Regions from separate parts of the Mus musculus genome. Here region 1 is linked to region 2. Evidence: chromatin loops called from intact Hi-C (ENCODE). Cell type or tissue: gastrocnemius. All regions are shown on one strand. Links, peaks and the distances in the headings refer to the core of each region. The heading gives the core; the rest is flanking DNA.

Evidence for each region. Hi-C counts contacts between places; a loop is a spot of excess contacts. Peaks named below come from ENCODE experiments on the same cell type or tissue, not always from the same donor. Only the 100,000 strongest peaks of a DNase experiment are listed, where the experiment ranks them.
Region 1: it touches region 2 in a loop (4-fold over the local background); 26 of 42 quality-filtered maps call a loop at or near these places.

Annotation. Positions count from the first base shown.
Region 1 is chr15:91,753,144-91,755,958 of GRCm38, forward strand. It overlaps Lrrk2 (leucine-rich repeat kinase 2), which reads left to right. Exons shown (of 51, transcript NM_025730.3): 32 at 2,647-2,815. Among named protein-coding and RNA genes, the nearest start is that of Lrrk2, 81 kb to the left of the region's middle. In gastrocnemius, for the core only: a CTCF peak has its summit at 1,652 (motif pointing left); DNase peaks (open chromatin) are centred at 436 and 1,647; H3K4me3 peaks cover 274 bases.
Region 2 is chr15:91,476,752-91,479,566 of GRCm38, forward strand. All of the region lies in intron 3 of Slc2a13 (solute carrier family 2 (facilitated glucose transporter), member 13), which reads right to left. Among named protein-coding and RNA genes, the nearest start is that of Slc2a13, 95 kb to the right of the region's middle. In gastrocnemius, for the core only: a CTCF peak has its summit at 1,227 (motif pointing right); a DNase peak (open chromatin) is centred at 1,218.

The sequences.
Region 1 (2,815 bases), core at 284-2,783, 280 kb after region 2:
GGTTTCAATTTTTTTTCCATTCCAACTTTTGCCTTTTAACGTTGCCAGTTGCCAAGCCTACTGGTTGGTTTTCAGCAATCTATAAATAATTACCGAATTCGTATAAGCTAAGTTTCATCCCGAGACTTGTGTTTTAAATTCCTGACAATCTCTTTGATAAACCCCATGTTTAGGAAAATATTAATACATGGGTCACTAGGAAGAGTGCTCCTTTCTAGAGTTCACAGGAAGGGAATACGGTTGAGATTTCTAGAGAACGCTCTGGGTACTTCAGCATGGCAAACACAATGATTGTCTCTCTGTTGGCTCTGGAGATATCAGGATGTAACCAGAGCCCTGTTAGGTTTGCATATCCCAGAGAAATTACTTACTGGGCCACAGGCGCGCACTCTCAGAACAGCTCCAATTTGGATGTTGAATGATAAACTCCCGCTGTGCACTGCAGCGCCCTGCCCTGTCAGCTCAGCTCTGTCACACTCTCACAGATTCTGGTCGTCTCAGAAATGGGCCATCTGTGGATGGGTTTGTCTCTGTAGTGCCCCAGGGGCTGGTATTTAAAAGTCCATTTCAGAAGGCGAATTTGTTTTGTAAAAGCCTGAATTTGGTTGAAGCAAGCCTGTAAGAGAGATGCTTGGGTCTGTGGTGTGGGCTGTTGCTGCTGTAGGGAGGTGACCCAGTCAGTAATCCAGGTTCAAACTCCGCTGAGACAGCTGCAAGTTATTATCCCTGTCAATCAGTAAGGCCAGATTCCTTCTATGTACATAAGAGCCTTTCAAGCAACTCCATACAGAGGAGAAAAACATGCTTCCTAGAATGGCAGTATTATTAAAAAGGAATGGGTGGTGCTAACGGCTTCCTCATTCTGGCATGCTGGTTTGAGCATGCGCTGGCTTGCTTCGCTGGTTCTTTCTGAGAGAGGCGCGTCAGCCCACCTATCTGGGACCTTGTTTCTGGGTGACGCTTGCAACCCTTCTTCAAGGAGCAGCTTTGAGTCTATTAGAGAGCACCCAGCCCCATCTCATTTGTCTTTTCCTTCCAACTTAACTCTCTCCCAATCTTTCCTTGTATTTATAAACATAAACCTATGCTCTTTAGAAGGGGTTTTGCTTTTCTTCCTTACATCGGCCCAGAAATGAGTCCGTTACCAGGCGAAAGGAGAAAGGTCAACAACGCAGTCGGTTTGAACTGCTTCCCTTTCGATTCTCTCCAGCCCATTGCCTGAGCAGCCATCTTTTTTGCTGCCTGGTACCCGCCCTTCAGTACTCCCCCCCCCCCCCCCCCCGCTTGATTTGCTTCCTGTGGGACATTCACTTGTTTCTGTAGGTCAGTTTCCTTCCTAAACTTAAAACATAATCTTGAAATTGAAGTTTTATGTCGTCTTAATTTGTGAGAAATGACGAAAAGCATGATAGTTAGTAGGATTATAGACTGTTTTTTTTGGCACAAGGGTCATATATTCCTGAATGACTGTTTGTCGAAAAATATGGAAGCAATAGTTCTGGATGCTGGAAACAAAGTTCTTGGTGCAATTAGGGAGGAGAGAGAGAGAGAGACAGTTTTGTGTTTATGTGTCACGGAAAGACAGGTTTTAGAGCCTAAGAATTCAAGTAGAAATTCTGATGGGTGGAACTAATGGAGGTCGGTTGCCCCCTGGTGGTGGTCTGAGTTAGTTATTTGGCTGCTATCTTTTTCTTCTTATTCTTTCTTTCTTTTATATATATATATAATTAGGTATTGTCCTCATTTACATTTCCAATGCTATACCAAAAGTCCCCCATACCCTCCCCCCCACTCCCCTACCCACCCACCCCCACTTTTTGGCCCTGGCGTTCCCCTGTACTGGGGCATATAAAGTTTGCAAGTCCAATGGGCCTCTCTTTCCAGTGATAGCCAACTAGGCCATCTTTTGATACATATGCAGCTAGAATCAAGAGTTGCATTTCTCTCTAAAACTAGACTTTTCATGTGAGGAAAAAAAGCCTAAAAAAGATATCTGTTATAGAAACTATTATCTCAAGACCCTCACTGAAAAATATCGCTCTCTGTCTCTCATCGACTGCTGCAGACAGTGGGCTTTTTGTCAGGTTGGGATCGTCAGCAGCTAAATAAATCGCATTTTCCAGAGTTTCAAATTCCATGAAAAAACAACTTGGTGAGGAGATGTTGTGTTTCCAGTTCTAACTCTTGATGTCTACAGTTCGGTAGTCCAATACTTGTGGTTATATTTTTATCTCAGAAAGAAATATCCCAAGCTTTCATAATAGACTTATATCTTACCCCCACCCCGGTGCTTTGCATATTAACTCAGTGTATTACAAAATGAGATCATTCATTCTTGGTTAGTTATTTGCCTTTATTTCTGAAATAGAATTTTTGTATTACTAGATAATTATTTCCATGCTATTTTATTCACAGATTTTCCCCTCCAAATTGACTCTATGTCCATAAATTTCTTACTTTAATTTCATCTTCTGTTCACTACCATTTAGATAGGTTTCACATCATGTATCATATTTAAATTTTATTAAAAAAAAAAAAAGCAAACCATGTGCACCGCATAAAAACTGTTTTGGCTGAATTTACCATATAACCTATCTGTGATTTAAATAGTTTTTTTTTAACACCTTGTCATTTGTAATTTCATAGATCCGAGATCAGCCTGTGGTTGGGCAGCTAATTCCAGATTGCTACGTAGAACTGGAGAAAATCATTTTATCAGAGCGGAAAGCTGTGCCGACTGAGTTTCCTGTGATTAACCGGAAACACCTGTTACAGCTCGTGAACGAACATCAGCTGCAGCTGGATGAGAACGAGC
Region 2 (2,815 bases), core at 73-2,572:
ATATAAACAAACTCAAAGACAAAAACTACATGATCATCTCGTTAGATGCAGAAAAAACATTTGACAAAATCCAACACCCATTCATGATAAAAGTCTTGGAAAGATCAGGAATTCAAGGCCCATACCTAAACATAATAAAAGCAATATATAGCAAACCAGTAGCCAACATCAAACTAAATGGAGAGAAATTTGAAGCAATCCCACTAAAATCAGGGACTAGACAAGGCTGCCCACTTTCTCCCTGTCTATTCAATATAGTACTTGAAGTTTTAGCCAGAGCAATTTGACAACAAAAGATCAATGGGATACAAATTGGAAAGGAAAAAGTAAAAATATCATTATTTGCAAATGATATGTTAGTATATATAAGTGACCCAAGGCACAAAAGGAACCAACCTTGATATCTAAGCACAGAGGCCGGGATAGAGAAAAGGTAGTCTATACACATAACGAATTTTTTTTCAGCCATCAAGGAATATAATTTTACACTGTTTGAAGGAAAACAAGGGCAACCAGAGAAAATTACATCAAGTAAAGTTGAGTTAGCCTCACACTGACAAATACTGGATATCTTCTCTCATTTGTGGGTTCTTGTGTTTACTCTAAACTCACAAAACCACAGCTATATAGATGGCATTGACAGTAGAGACAAAACTGACCAAGGAAACAAAGGAAATGAATGGAAAGGGGAAGGTCGAGAAATGGGAGGGAACCCATTTAGTATAGTCTTGAACTTTCGTGAAAATTGCCTTATGTAACCCAATAAAATATAAACAATGCAAGCTTGCATTTTGAAGCATTTTAGACTTCGAATTATTTTGGATATCCAATTTGTACTTTTTCTACTTCTTTGTTTTGTTTACACACACACACACACCCACACACACACACACACACACACACACCACACTGCACACACATGCACACGAAGGTTTATTCTGTTTTTACCCTAAAAGAGAGGGGATAATGCAGTCTTCCATGGCAGTGAAACTTTCATTTGTGTTGGGAATGGGAGACCACTTGGTCACACCGCATCTACAGGTAGGAAGCAGAGAGTGAGGGAGGCAGTTACTGGCTGTGCCATCATTGGCATTCTGCGGAGGGAAGTTCTTAGTTGTGGGCTGTTTGGCACATTTGCAACCTTACCCAGAAGATTACAACAATGCCCTTTCCTGACAAGGGACAGCCAAAAAAGGGCTCCAAACATTGCTAAGTGTCCACTAGGGGGCAACGTTGCTCCTAGTTAAGATCCACTTGAGTATGGCTACCAGGAACTTTTGGTTGTTAGTAAACTTTGGGGATTCTTCTATGAGTTCAGGCTCGTGGGATTTCTTTAGGTCTATCATGAATCTTTATTGCTTTCTATGAAATTCACAAAAGTCATCTGCTAACATCCCAGACTGGGAACGAAGTTATCGGGTCCAAAGGCCAAATTAAAACACAGGCCTCCTGTTCATAATGGACTTTTTAACAAATGCTGTGTTCACTGCCATTTATGAAACAAGCTGAGAAAAGCAACAGCATAAGACCATTGACATTATGTATCTGTGAAGCATTCAGAGAGCTTCCAATTTCCAAGACCAAGTAAGTCTGTAATTTAATAAACAGATAATAGTAATGGCAAATCAAAACAAAAAGAAAAACCAGTTAGCATAAAAAGTCAATTCTGAAATAGAAAATGTTGAGGTAAAACATGCCCCGCTTCCATAACCTTGGCCTAGTTTGCTGTTTCTTAGGAGTTTCAATACAGGGAATCATAGCTCAGCATAGAGCCTGGACTTAGCAATGGATGTGAGGCCCTGGGTTCAATTCCAGCAGAGGAAAAAAAAAATTTAATCTCAGTTAAAAGATGAAAAGACATTGTAGACACAGTAAAGGAGGGAAAGATGACTGTGCTGAAACGAGTTTTCATTCATGAGTTTCAGTAATACAGATGTTTTCCTACCTACGTCATCGTGCACGCCAAAATCAAAACCACCGCCCATTTCACACTGGTGCAGGTCACCAAGGAATGGAGATAAACCATAAGCACCATGGGTATAAAACCGCCAGCCTGATGTCTCTCACACTCTGCCACATAGGGTTCAGAGAAACTGGGAACCAAGCCTTACCCTGCAGCTATAACACACAGCAAGTCTACATATACCTTATATTCTACAGATATGGTAACTGTCTGCCTGCATAGAGAACATATTGTAGGTAGGACAGACAAATAAAGTAATAAACATTATTATTTTTTAATCTCAAAGAAGGAAGGAGGGGAGGAAGAGAGAGGAGGTCTGAGGTAGATGGCAGCGGAGTGCATGCCTGACATAAAATAAGGAGCACTGGCACACATTCTCCTTAAGGAGCTCGAGAGAGTTTCACGTTGTCGGTGGTGATCAGCAGACGTGGGGCTATCTTGCGTGCCTTGGACTCTGTGTACTAGCTGATGTGACCATGCTGTTGCTTCATGTTGATGCTAAACCTGCTCCTGGGGTTACGTGGCATCAGGCTAATCAATGCCTTTCCTAGGGTGGTATGCATGCTCTAATTATAGAGTAGCCTTCCATTCACCCATCGCAGCCAATCGAAAGCATGACGAAACGGTGTTGGAGACAAGGGCCGTTGCAGGGAGCTCTCTGAGATTTTCTTCTTCTATTGTCCCCGGAACAGACCACAAAACCTAAGAAAACCGTTCTCTACTTTCTCCCCTAAAGATTCACAGGGCAGACGTCACACCGGAAGGTGTCAGGGAACCTGAACAGCCATAGTAGCGTTGCTGTAGCTTATAACAACTTATCATAACATCTTCGTAATAGATATCTGCCCATAA